Linked DNA regions of Homo sapiens: region 2 is linked to region 1. Evidence: chromatin contacts called from ENCODE Hi-C data. All regions are on one chromosome and are shown on one strand. The core of a region is the stretch at or near the end of the contact, and the rest is flanking DNA. Distances in the headings are between cores, read along the strand shown. Region 1 holds the start of SEC24D (SEC24 homolog D, COPII component). Region 2 holds the start of AFG2A (AAA ATPase AFG2A).

Region 1 (6,855 bases), core at 2,745-5,244:
GTGTCATTCCCATGCTTAAATTGTTCCATTGCCTTTCCAGTGCCTTTGAGGGATCCATGAGCTACCCTAGCCTACCTGCCTAATCTCGTTTGCTTTAGAAACCCATGTCCAAGCTGTACAGGACTTATAGCCCCTCTGAATGCCCTATGTTCCTCATCTTCCTCAACTCATTCATGCTATTCCCTGCTGCCCTTCAGCCTTTTTTTTGGCCTTATTACTGTCCTCAGGTCCTCAGCTCAGGTGCCACCTCCACCAGGGAGATGTCACTCACTTTCCAAATCTGGGTTAAGTGTCCCTTCTTACATGTTCTCATGGCAACCTGTGTCTCTTCATGGAATGAAAATGAACTATATTGTAATTGCACATCCTGCCAGACCAGGGGGCACCAAACTTTTTTCTGTAAACGGCCAGATAGTATATATTTTAGGTTTTACAGGCCTTATGGTCTCTGTCACAACTACTTAACTCTACCTTTATAGTACAAAAACAACCACAGAATATATGATAATAGAAAAGCATGGCTGTGTTCCAAGAGAACTTATTTATGTCCACTGAAATTTGAATTTCACATAATTTTCATGTGTCACAAAATATTAAAAAAAATTTCAACCATGTAAAACTGTAAATGCCATTCTTAGCTCGAAGGCTGTACAAAAACAGGTGGGTAGGCCAAATATAGCATATCAGCTGCCACTGGCTGATCCTTGCACTATTCCATGAGCTTCTCACAGCCAGGGCAGTGTCTCATCTGACTTTGTATTCAAGTTCTTAGTACAGTATCCAGTTTATAGTAGGTGTTTAATAAACGTTTGTTGAATAAGTAAAACTTGCACAGCTAGTAGTAAGTGACAGTGTCAGGATTCAAACCTGAGTCAATCTGAGTTAGCAGTGTGATGTCCCACTGTCCATTTTGTGATTGAAGCTGTATGTGATGTAGTATACTTACAGCATGATATTTGAGATATCAAAAAAGTAATTCTAGAAGCACCTTGGGTATTACTTGAACTCTATTATTACTGTTATTAGTTGCTACTCAGCCTACCCTACCATGTACCCTTCCCATCATCCCCGTTTAACTTGACCTTATTTACTCCATTTCCAGGTATTTAAAATAGTCCAGGATTTGGCCACTTCAATTTTTTTTTTTTTAAATAAAGCTTCTTCAAGCTGTTTTCAGCTTTGGAACCAGAAACCTCCAAACTTTGTAAGTTACATAAATGCTTAGTACATCATAACCTTCAAAAGGTTGCCAATTAGAAGAAATCTTAAGCATTGTCAGGAAATTCCTTCTCTCTATATATAGCCTTATGCATAGTAGACTTGTTGCTTTCTTTCCCTTTTAAAGTTGGAACATAGAACATAAAACCCCAGTACGTCGGCATTGTGAGGTCCTTGTGACCTCACCTTTCAAATAGGATATGGTTACCTGGGAAACTAAGTTAATTACATATGGAACATCAGAGGCTAAGCTCAGGTGGCAACAGGATGGGTCAGATCAAGGAAGACTGAGACTCCGGACCAAGCCTCACGGCTGGTGAGGGCCAGGGACTCAATCACAGGAACAAGGTTAGGAGTTAGTCACCTAAGGCATAGGCACTTGGGGACAGGACAAGAGAAGCAGGACGCAAACCAGAAGCCCGTTTCATTTAAAAAAGAGATTCATGATAAGTAACTCCAATTGTTGGTGGAACTATGCAGTCAGTTAATAGTTATTTGAGAACTTGAATATAAGGCAGTCACAGGAGAAAAAGGCAGAACTAGTTAAAAGAGAACAGCAAATCAGAGTATCAGAAGGTAAAAAGCATAGGGAGGTGAAAAGAGCTTTGGAATTGGAAGGGATGACTTCCAACTAGCTATAAATGACTAGTAAGCCTTTTAAATTTTCTCAATAAACCTTTCTATTAATCCATTAGATGATTAAATTGAATTCAGTTCTCACTGAATATTGAATTGAATACTCATATCGCTAAAGTCCCTTCCAGATTTTATTTTTTGTTTTTTTGAGACAGAGTCTGGCTGTGTCGCCCAGGCTGGAGTGCAGTGGCGTGATCTCTGCTCACTGCAAGCTCTGCCTCCCGGGTTCACACCATTCTCCTGCCTCAGCCTCCCGAGTAGCTGGGACTACAGGTGCCCGCCACCATGCCCGGCTAATTTTTTGTATTTTTAGTAGAGACGGGGTTTCACCGTGTTAGCCAGGATGGTCTACGATCTCCTGACCTCGTGATCCGCCCGCCTCGGCCTCCCAAAGTGCTGTGATTACGGGCGTGAGCCACCGCGCCCGGCCAAGTCCCTTCCAGCTTTAACATTTAGGAATTAAAAACTGTTTTAGAATTGAAACCACAAATTGTCCTGGTTTCAGACAAGTTTGGTACCTGAGCAGGAGGTGAGGATGTATTTACAATTCAAAAGTAGTGGTTTTATAGGGGTAACAAGTCAAGCAGGTCATCACATGGTGTGACTGTTTCTGACTTTACTCTCTCCTATCTTTGTATCATAGCTTCACTCGCTCCTTGTAATGTAGCTGTTATATGACAAGTTCTTTCACTGCTTTTACAAGCTGTACTGCTTCAACACCGGCCAAAACTTCCTAAACTTCCACTGAACATTTTCATCACATTGAGAATACAAGAAACAATTTAAAACAAAAATTTCAATGTGGGTTTTCAAACCTGATCAGTGTTGAAGCTGGATGTAGGCCAGATATCTTACCTTAAAATCTTTTTTTCTTTTTCTTGAGACAGGGTCTCACTCTGTTGCCCACGCTGGAACGCAGTGGTGTGATCATAGCTCACTGCCTCCTGGCCTCAAGCAATCCTCCCTGCTTGGCCTCCCAAAGTGCTGGGATAACAGGTGTGAGCCACTGTGCCTTGCCCCATGCCTTAAAAACTTTTAAGAGTGGGATAAATGGACCATATATCTTTACTGCTAAAATGACTTAAAATTCCTGCACAATTCATGTAGCATTTCGGGAGTAGCAACATCCCCATGTACGTTTTTACCTAGGCAGTTCATCAGTAAAGGTATTTGTCAAGTGGCTTTCTTGTAGCCGGGAAGAAAGTGCATGTTAAAAACAACAACACCGGGCTGGTTTTTACTTTGTAAGTTTGAGCAAAGTGGTAGCTATACCAAACCTGGGAGTGGCTGAATGTCTTTCTATTTAGCAGTGAAAGATGATAGGAAACCAGCCAGATGGTCCTGATTTTAGGGTGAGATAGAGAGGTAAGCTCCAGATCTCATATAGGTTGCCTTTATTTCTGAGCTGTTTCTCACAGGACGGTGAGCTAAACGCTGGGTGCTTTTCCATGCAGAGATTCCTGTTTGGGGCTGGGATCAGCCATCCTACTTCACAAACAAGGAATATGCGGAAGAAGGAGTATACACAACGCTAACAACCCCAATATCAATGGAAACCCCACTTCCCACACTTTTCCTTTGGGACATCTCCCCCACCCCCCACTCCTCCCGCGTTACACGTTGCCAGGCTGCTTTGGGCGTTCCTTCCTCTGTAGTGCATTGCACGGGTACGTCATCAAATGTGCGTGTACACGTGCCAGATTCGCCTTTAAACGGTAATCTCCCCTAGGTCCAGATCGTGTACTTTCCCGTATGTAACGGTAGTGCAGTACCTGAACTATTAGTTATTTAAGTAATACGTAATGAATGAAGAGCTGAAACTGCAACCTGTTGATGGAAGAATGAATGAACGCGCTCCCCTCCTTCCTGCGGGGCTGCGCCGAGAAAATACGGTTCTGATTTAGCCACGACGTTAAAGGCTTTGACCTGTAGGGGGAGGGGAAAGAAAAGACGGGAAAAAGAAAACCAAAAAACAAAAAACCGGAAAAAGGGAAAAAGCGAAAAGGGGGAGGTCGCTCGGCCGCTCGCAGGCTCAGCCCGGTGGCCCCGCCCCGCGGCGGCCGGTGGCTGTGCGCGTGCGCAGGCGGGAGCGCGGCGGCTGGTCCAAGCCCGGCGCTGGGGGCGCGCAGCCGAGAAAGGGTTTGACGTGGCAGTTCCCAGCCCAGCTGCAACTCCGAGCGTGAGTCCAGGCTAAGGGGACGCCGGCCGGGGAAGAGGCGCGGCGGGAGAAGCGACCGCAGCGGGAGCCCGGCCACCGAGGGCTGCCGGCACTAGGCGCAGAGCCGCCAGCGCTCGGAAGCCCGCGGGGTGCGGGAGCGGGAACAGGTAAAGCCTCCCACCCGCGGACGCCTTCATGCGGGACAGCCCTGCCCAGGCACAGCGGAGCGGGTTGCGGCGCCCGGCCCGGGGACGCGGCGGGAGGCCGGGTGCTCACCTGAGGCAGTGGCGGCGGGAGGAGAACTCATTCTTTGTTCTTTAGCCTTCTAGTGCAGTTTAATAGTGGGGCCGGCGGGATGGGGGAGCAGGAGGTGGGCGTGGGCATTTTTTACCCGCCCCCACCTTTTGCCTTGGGATGCAGGAACTGCCTTGTTAGGATCCTCAGTGGCCACCATTCGAGTGTCATTGCCAGCGGTTTTCTCATCTCCTTATCAACTTAATTTCCTTTTTTGAAGGAAGGAAATGTTAGAAATATTCATGGTAAAAATGGCAACTATATCTTGAAGCCTCGGGACATCCGAATAGTGAAACTGATCTGGCCAAATACGAACTTGTTCCAGGGTTAGAAGTGCACCTTGGCTAGAGTTGCTGGGTGACAGTGAGCCAGGGGGCCGTTCTGGGGTTGGGGCTCCCCAGATTTTGATCCTAGGCCTGCTTATACCAAGTGGCTTTCTGCCGTGTCGCCGCTTGAAGCTGAGTCAGGTTTCTTTAACTTGGTGCTCTGTGTGAGGAAGTTTGACGTGGCAAACTGGGTTGCGTGAGGAAGCTGATTCCTCTGAGGACCAGTTCAGAGGGAACTGGCTGCTTCCTGTTCTTTGGAGTGACCATCTCAGCCTCTCTTTTCTGTCACTCAGCAACAGGCTGCTACTTAGGTGTGTTCGTGCCGACTTCCTAAGTGCTCTTGGTTGGATGAGCTTGACCAGCGCTCAGGCTGCCACGTCTCTCTCTGCTAAGTGGGAGGAGGAAAAAGGGGTTGTCAGAAACAAAGTGGACCAGAAGGCCTTTGCCTGCCTCTCTCCTCTTTTTCAGTTCTCCCCTTCCCAGGAGAAGGAAATGATCTCATAATATTTTTACATGGTTGCTTTTATTTTGGAAACTTATAGTTTAATATGGAAACAAAATCAAATCACAAATTTTAGGCTTCAAATTTTTAATTTGAAATGTTATTTCTTGAATATAGACAGATTCTAAGTCTTAGCAGGTATCACTGATCTCTTATCTTAAATTGTAGCAAATAAAAGAACAAAAGGAAGAATATGCTTGTATGGGGCAAATAAACTGGAGATAAATTGTAGAATCAGTGGAAATCTGGAAAGGCTTCATTTTCTAAAAGAAGGAACTGAGGCTTAGAGAGGTTCTTCAGCTCATTCCATGTCACACAGTTAAGTATGGCAGACATAGAATGGAAACCCACTTCTCTTGCATTCAAAGCATTTTCTGTCGTATTTAATTTTTTTTTTTAAATCATCAGTCCTATGAAATATCTCTTATTTTGTTAAAACCTGGAAAAAATAGAAAATTTAAAGCAAATTTGGGTTCTGATTAGAATCAAGATTTAAAAAAAATCAAGATGAGTCTGTTATATTTGTGATGTGTGTGCCTACACACTTACAAAATTACACTTTTTTTCCTTAGTCCCCTAAATATAGGTGCATATGTTCTTAGAGATGTGATATGATTTAAATTAGAAAGAAATTCTGTCGCCTTTGAAAAACCACTGACAACACTCAAGTGGTTATAGTGACCACCTGGCTCGGTCAAATTATGACTCATAAAATAAGCCCATTATCAACGTTGTCTGTTGCTATGTTTGTTGGACTATGATTTCTCTTTGTCCTAATGACTAGATTAAAATAATTAATTAGATGAGCACTAAAAAGACGTAAGTCATAAAACATCTGATTGCAGGCTACTGGCAGTTATGGTGGTCAGTCAATTGAATGGCATGGTGTGCTCTGTGCTGAAATGTGACCATGGAAACCAAAAGCACAAAATCATAGGAACACTATGAGAGACTATCTGTGAGATGCTTCAGGCTTCCATTAAAAAAGTGGTTGCGAGTTATTATTCAGGTCTCATGCTTGAGAATTTGCCCAGGATTATTGAAGTGATTTACTGAGTTTCAGAGAGCTATGGTTAGGCCCTTTTTAGGGGATAATGATATATTGTATAATACAAAGATTTCTCATGTACCTGATATCTGTACTTTTCCTCAAACCATCATAAACATGTAATAACAGTGTTTATATTTTTAATAGCTTTACGTAACTAAAACTGTCTTGGTAACATGTTTCTTGTTTCTCTGTTGCAGACTTCTTTTGTAGAATTATCCTATGGAATGATATTTTCATAATGAGTCAACAAGGTTACGTGGCTACACCTCCGTATTCTCAGCCTCAGCCTGGAATAGGCCTTTCTCCACCTCATTATGGGCACTATGGGGATCCGTCGCACACAGCATCTCCAACAGGTACAGTGTGTTATTTTGACTTGTATGTGATTATTCAGTTCTCAGGCTCAGAGACATAAGATGTTCTGAAAGAGGAGATTTGAAAGCATTGAATGATCATTATATAATGAAATGGCTTGAGATTACAGGATCATTTGGAAAAGGCTCTCATAGCAGAACTCTACATCACTAGTTTGGTTATTGCATGCAATACAAGTTTGGTTTTTAAATATAGACTAAAACAAACACTTCCTGTTTTATTTTTACTGTGAGTCTTGTTCTTGCTGTTAATTAGTGGTGTAAGGCTATTGTAAACATTGAATAAAAAAAGAATT
Region 2 (6,855 bases), core at 2,108-4,607, 4.1 Mb before region 1:
TGCATAATACAAGAAGCTGGACAGAAATTCAACCTTCCAATGAGCATTAGTTCTCTTACATTGTTTGCTGGTCATTAACAGTAAAGCATACTGCTGTTAGATGATCTCATAATATTCAGTTCCTGCCTCTTTCTTCCTAAACCTCAATGAACTATCTTTCCCTCTTGACAATTACCACACAAGTGTTCTCAGTCCTTCCCAAGACTTTAGTTTTCTTCTTCTCCTTCCACCCTATCCAGCACATTCTCCATGTCCCAGGATTTATTCTCCACCTTGTCTTTCAATGGTAATCATGTTCAAATTCCCAGCCACTGGTCTCATTTTCCAAAACATCACCAACGTGTTCTCTGCTTACACTATATAGGTCTACTCAAGTTGTCCACACAGTTCCCTTCTCACCTCACTCCTCCAATACTTTAAAAATATGTCAACATCTAATTTCCCCATTAACTACTTTCACATTTATTGAGCACCTTAAGTATCACATTAACTAACAAGATAGTAAAGATAATTTCAAACAACCATCCACCCTTCATTTATTCATTCAGCAAATATGTACTATGTGCCTACTATATGAAAGATACTATGCTAGGCACTTTTGTTCACAAGTCCTTGGTCTCACAGAGTTTATAGCCTTGTAGGATGAGTGAGTTATTAAACAATCAGTGGATAGCTGTAAAATAATAAACTAAGATTAATACAATGAAAAAATGACTTAGAGTGCCAGGAGAGCCATGTGGGATCTGACCTAATTTCAAATAAGAGAATGTTTCTCAAAGGAAGTGATGTTAAGATCAGGTCTGAAAGAAGAGTAGGAACTAACTAAATGAGGAGAAGAAAAAGATAATTCTCAGCAAAGAGGACAGCATGTACAAAGTTCCTGGGCAGAAGGGGGTATGGCGCATCCTCAGGAGAGTATAGGCAGAGTGGTGGAGACATAGGGAAGCCATGTAAAGAAGGTCAAGACCACCCAGGACAATAGTGCAATAGGCTGCATCAAGATGCTGGTCATTACTCTGACAGCAGTGGGAGCCCAGAAAGGGATGAAAAGCAATGTCATGACAAGATCTTCATCTTACAAGATCATTCTGGCTGCAGAATGGAAAAGGAATAAGGGGCAAAATTGGAAGCTGGAAAATCAGTCAAAAGGCTGTTGTAGCAGTCCAGGTGAGAGATGATGGTGTCTGAAATTAAGGTAGAAACAGTGGGAATGGCATGCAGAAGAGGAATATGTAAAATATTTAGGTAATAAACATGATTTAGTGGTGGACTAGGTATGTGAGATATGGGGGGGAGAGTCATGGATGACTCTTAGGTTTCTGAATTTTGCAGCGGGAAAAACTGAACAGAGTTGAAGTTTATTTTGTTGGAGGAAATAACGGGCTCATGAAGTTAGTCCTGAAGTATCTTTGGGACACTCATGAGAAGAGTTATTGTACAGTGCTATTCAAAATATGACCCACAACGATTTGTTACTGCTTCATGACAAGTACAAAACAGGAGAATAAGTATATAGAAGCTTTTATTGAAATTTACAGAGTAATTTCACATCTGTTTAATAAAAATTTTTCCTTATTTTTCTAGAAAATCATTTTTACTGTATTTTAGAAAAGTGCTGATCTGTGACCTATTATAAATTTTAAAGTCTTCACCACAGAGAGCTTGAGAAGCATTTGGCTAAAAGGCAACCACATCAAGGCGCAAAAACAAAAGATTTACAAATATAAATCTGACACTGAAGAGACTATAGATGGGAAACTCTGGGCACTGGATGAACTTGCCAAGGAGACAGGATTTATTGAGAGGAAAAAAAAGGTTTTGGACTAAGAATTGACGAACTTCAACATTTAATGGTCAAGGGAAGAGGACGAGCCTGCAAAGAAAAATGATGAAACATCAACAAAGATGAAGAAAACCAGGCAAGTTTGACAACACATAAGAAGTTAAGTGTTTCGAGAAGGAGGGAATGGTCAACAATACCAAAAGTTGCTGTGGTCACGTAAGGTTTATCAACACGGAGATGCTCGGAGACCACACCAGGAACAGTTTCCATGGAATGATGGGGTGGAAGTCAAAGAGGAATAGGCTAGGGAGAGTATGTAAGTGGTGAGGCGGCAGAGACCACTCCATTTAAGAAGCTTGGCAATGGATAGAGAGACGGTTGCAGGAAGAAAATGTGGAGCTTTTGTTCTGATTTAAGATGGAAGAGAAATGAGCATGTTTACATGTCAATGGGAAGGATCTAGTTCAAAAACAAGTTGAACCTTCAGGACAGAACAAGTTGTCCTCTGATACCTAAGGCAGAGTGAAAATACCATGTGAACTCTAAATTGTCTTTAAGGTCTGATTAGACATAAAAGTTTTTGCCACTAGTCTGGTCCATTTTTCAAAGCTATTACACATCAAATATAAATTTTCAATTTTTAATTCAATTTATAAGACTTTTCAGTATAAATACGTTCTCCCAAATCAAAGGAGCTGTCATCTAGGAATGGCTTTTAAGTCAAACACATCTGGACTCAAATATCGGCTCTGCCACTTAGCACCTGTGTAGCCTGAATGGAATCACGTTAACTTTCCTCCCTCTATAAAACTGTCATTACTATACCCATCGGTCACGGCTTCTGTAGAAATTAGATGAGCTATATATACTGCTAACACTAGTGTGCAGTTACTAGCAGTTATTAAATATCATAACCTGCGTAGTACTGGAAGAAAATGCTATCATCACTCCTAAAGGCAGAGTGATCCACATTTTTACTGAATTGGTTATTTAGTTTTTTAGGATAAGTATCCCATGTTCGCTAGTTATGAACAATTTTGCAATTAAATGTGTCGTTAATGTTAAATGAGACAAAGCGTTTCAAGTGCAACTTAAAAATTCAAAATAATTTACAAAAGAGAAACCTTGGACACGGATAAACCATTTCAGCCTAACTTCTCCAGTGCAGGCGCGGCTACGTTTGCATGCTTCTTACATACAGAAGTCTTACACGCTTCTGTGCCGCTCTCAGACCCATGCCACGCCCAACTTTCAAAAGTCTCTGCACCCCAAGTCAGTATCACTGAGTCTCCCGCCCCTCAGGTTGCGCCCCCTCGGCCTCTAGTCTCCCACCCGGAATTCTTTACCCTTTTCTAATAAGTTGGTCACCGTCAGAGTCCCGGAGGTTGCCGCGAAGTCTGATCCAGCAGAAGGAGCCCGTGCCTCCGCACAAGAGGAAGCAGCAGAGGGCAAGGACGAACCATTTTCCGCGCTTTGGTTCAACCGCTTTCTATTCTTCTTGGAAGACATGGTCACAAGGTACCCTAGCCGAAGCAGTAGAAAAGCCGACTCAATGTGCGCGCTTCAACTGAGAGAAAAACTTCCGGGGCAGAAGTCAGCGAGGGTCCGCCCCTGCGCCGTAATCCCCTGAGTGGAGCGCAGCAGTGCACAGCGTGGTGGGAGGGACTGAGCGTTTTCAAAACCAGCAGTCTTTGAAACAGCTGTAACGGCATCTGTGAAAGAAGATAGGTTCCAGGAACGGAACTGCCACTTAGATTGTAAATTCCTGAAAAACAGGACGTTTTTGCATCTCCTCCCGGCTTCCCCATCCCTAAACCAACGTCTGTTGAATTAAACTACCAAACAAAATAAGTGAGTGGCGGTGGGGGAGGAGGTTTTCCCCGCTTAACTGGAGCGGGGCAAATTGCTGAGAAGGGCTGGTGGACCACTTCGCGGTCTCCTTGGCATAGCTCTGCAGAGTGGTAACCCCAGCTCAACTCTGAGGGTATTGATGGCACTCTTCTAAAATGTACGGCCGCGATCTCCGCTCTGGAGCGCGGAGGGGTCATTTGGGCAACGGACGAATTAAGCGGCGTGGAGATGCGGCAGCCACTGAGCTGGGGCCGCTGGCGCGCGATGCTTGCCCGAACCTACGGCCCCGGGCCTTCGGCGGGTTACCGCTGGGCCTCGGGCGCACAGGGTTACGTGCGGAATCCGCCAGTTGGAGCGTGCGATCTGCAGGGCGAGCTGGACAGATTCGGGGGCATCTCGGTGCGCCTGGCGCGGCTCGATGCGCTGGACCGCCTGGACGCTGCCGCCTTCCAGAAGGGCTTGCAGGGCAAGTGCGCCTGGGACGAAGGGCTCCCGGGGCTCCAGAGCTTTTCTAATGAAATAACCGCGGCCCCCACTCCCTAGTCGCTCTGTGCACCACTGTCGAGCCCAGAGGGAAAGGGAGAAGGCACGCGTGACCTGGACCTGTTTTCTGGAGCATTCGTGCTTAGACCTTTTGCTGGGAGGTCTCTAAGGCGGTTGGGTGAAATGGTGAAGATCCCGGACTTTGGGATCTGCAACCCTGGTTGCTGGTCCACTTTCTACTGTGCGACATTCGGAAATTGCCGTAAACCACCATTTCCTCTTCCACAGACCCCGGTGATAAGAACTCCTGGAATTACTGAGAGTTAATTTGGATAATGCACATAAAGTGCACAGCACAGTGCCTGCCACGTATTTAAAGCTCAGTAGATGTTTGTTAATATTATATTATTACATTATTAGTATCCTTTACCGAGCCTTGGTTCTGTCGGACACTTTTCCCAAGGAAAAAAACTCTTACATTCTAATACGGGTGGTGGACTGAGTGGACCAAAGAGGCTTTTCTTTTTTATTTTTAATTTTTGTGGGTCCATAGTAGGTGTGTATGTTTATGGGGTATATGAGCTATTTTGATAGAGGTATAAATGTGTAATAATTACATCAGGGTAAATGAGATACTCATCACCACAAGCATTCAACCATAATCCAGTTACTCTTAGTTATTTTTAAATGTACAGTTTGTTTTTTTTTTTTTTTTTTTTTTTGAGAGAGGGTATCATTCTGTCTCCCAGGCTAGAGTGCAGTGGTAGGATCAGGGTTCACTGCAGCCTCCAACCCCTGAGCTCAAGCAATCCTCCCACCTCAGCCTCCTGGGTAGCTAGGACTACAGGCGCGCATCTGGCTTTTTTCTATTTTTTCTAGAAACGGTGTCTCACTGTGTTGCCCAGGCTGGTCTCAGTCTCCCGGGCTCAACTGATTCTCCCGCCTTGGCCCCTCAAAGTGCTGGGATTACAGGCAGGAGCCACTGCACCCAGCCTGAATCTTTATTGAATATAGTCACCCTGTTGGGCTATCAAATACTAAACCAGAGAGGTTCAGAGTGTCACATTTGTATACAAATTGGGTCAACAGCTGTCTCAGCGAGAACTGGAGTTTTTTAGAATAACGCTTCTTTTATGATTAACCAGGGACGGTGGTGGGTGGTTTCAGTCTTCAATAAGAAAACTTTTTACTGGCTTTCAACCTTGAGCCCAATGATAAGAAAGCTTGGATGGAGGAGCCTTCACTTTGGAAGAAGTCGATTTAGTGGTGCAGCAGTTTTTCAAACGGCCTCTGAGGGTTTTATAATCTAATTGAAGGCATAGCATGCAAATTCAACTATGGAAAAATCTCTCACACTGGAAACTCAAAATAATCTTTATCCTATTGAGCAATATGGCAAGAAGCATATCTGTAAATATAATTGAGCTAGTTATTTCAATGTTTACTCATCCTCATTCCCAGACTTCTTACCTCTTCACATTATTTTCTCTCCTACTTGCTAGTAATTGCTGACAAGCCCGCTTATACTGCAACAGTGTCACTAATAGGAGAATCAATCGTTTTATCTTCCAGTGTGTGGGTAGACACAGGTGTTGTACCCACTGATACTTATCAATGACCAAACAGGTGATCAAAGCACTACCCCAGTCAGCATGACAAAGCAGAAAGCTGTGCGATTTGGAGGTGCACATTCTGGGTTTAAGTACCAGGTTCTGCCATGTGCTTAGCCAGGCATTAGGCAAATTGCCACCAAAAATATTTGCTTCTTAGCTTGCTTTTTGTGAATAACGCCAGCTCTAATTACTGGATAGATGCGTTGATCAAAGATGAAACTAATTTGTAAACTTAAGTACCAAATACTTGTTATATTTTTTCAATAAAACAAATTTTGTTGCACTTAATGGTAGATGTTTTAGGATCTTTATAAATAGTAATTAATCCTCCTAACAACCCTTTGAGGTAGATAGCATTATTATTCCTATTTTAAAGATGACAGTAGTGAGGCACAGAGAGAAAAATTTACTTGCCCTGGCTCTACACCTTTCTTACTGCACTATGCTACCTTGAAGAACTCCTGCTGGTTCTGTTGTTATAATTGAACAAAACTAACTGAATGGTAGTGCCTATAAAGAGAGACTATTTACACATGAAGTCCGCTATTCTTAGTCTTTATGGACTAAGAAGTCCATATTCTTGGTGGAATAAGAAGTCAACTATTCATATTCTTTTAGAACATGAACTATTGATGTTTTGTTACCAACAACTGAAGTTAGAGGGATAAACAGGCAATATGTTGTTAGCTTCACACATAACATATCTGCATCAGTAATGAAATAGCACTGGTTCTGGTCCCTGCTATGCCACTCACCAGCTATGTGACTTTAGGCAAGCCAGTCATTTCATTAGTACAAATTGAGCCCCAGTGCATAATGTAGGGTTACCCTGGAGGATTGCAAATGCATGGAATATTAAATAGAATTGGAAAAAATAGCTAATGGAAGAGATATCATTAGGTCATATGTAATAAGTTCTAATAAATTGTACAGACATAGTAGTCTTTAAATTCATAATGGTGAGCTCATGAGCAGTGGTTAGGAAAGACTGGTCAAAGATGTGGAATATGAGCTGGACTTTAAAGGATAGATATTAGCAATGGGAATGGGAGGTGAGGGAAGAAAAAGCAATAAAGCTTATTAGGGAAAAGAAGAAAGCAATTTAAAAATGATTCTAAGGTTTCA

Evidence for each region. A loop is a pair of places that touch in the nucleus more often than their neighbours do. Pooled maps may share reads with other maps.
Region 2: a pooled map shows a loop between it and region 1 (14-fold over the local background). The contact joins the promoter of AFG2A here to the promoter of SEC24D in region 1. A Hi-C loop is called at or near these places in 6 of 50 pooled maps.

The regions. Positions count from the first base shown.
Region 1 is chr4:118,833,265-118,840,119 of GRCh38, reverse strand. It overlaps SEC24D (SEC24 homolog D, COPII component), which reads left to right and starts at 3,994. Exons shown (of 23, transcript NM_014822.4): 1 at 3,994-4,179; 2 at 6,383-6,541. The coding sequence starts at 6,424. RefSeq lists enhancers at 3,832-4,126, 3,747-4,638 and a silencer at 3,831-4,320.
Region 2 is chr4:122,919,580-122,926,434 of GRCh38, reverse strand. It overlaps AFG2A (AAA ATPase AFG2A), which reads right to left and starts at 3,357. Exons shown (of 16, transcript NM_145207.3): 1 at 3,130-3,357. The coding sequence starts at 3,292. It overlaps NUDT6 (nudix hydrolase 6), which reads left to right and starts at 3,838. Exons shown (of 5, transcript NM_007083.5): 1 at 3,838-4,100. The coding sequence starts at 3,863. RefSeq lists enhancers at 2,996-3,365, 3,158-3,694.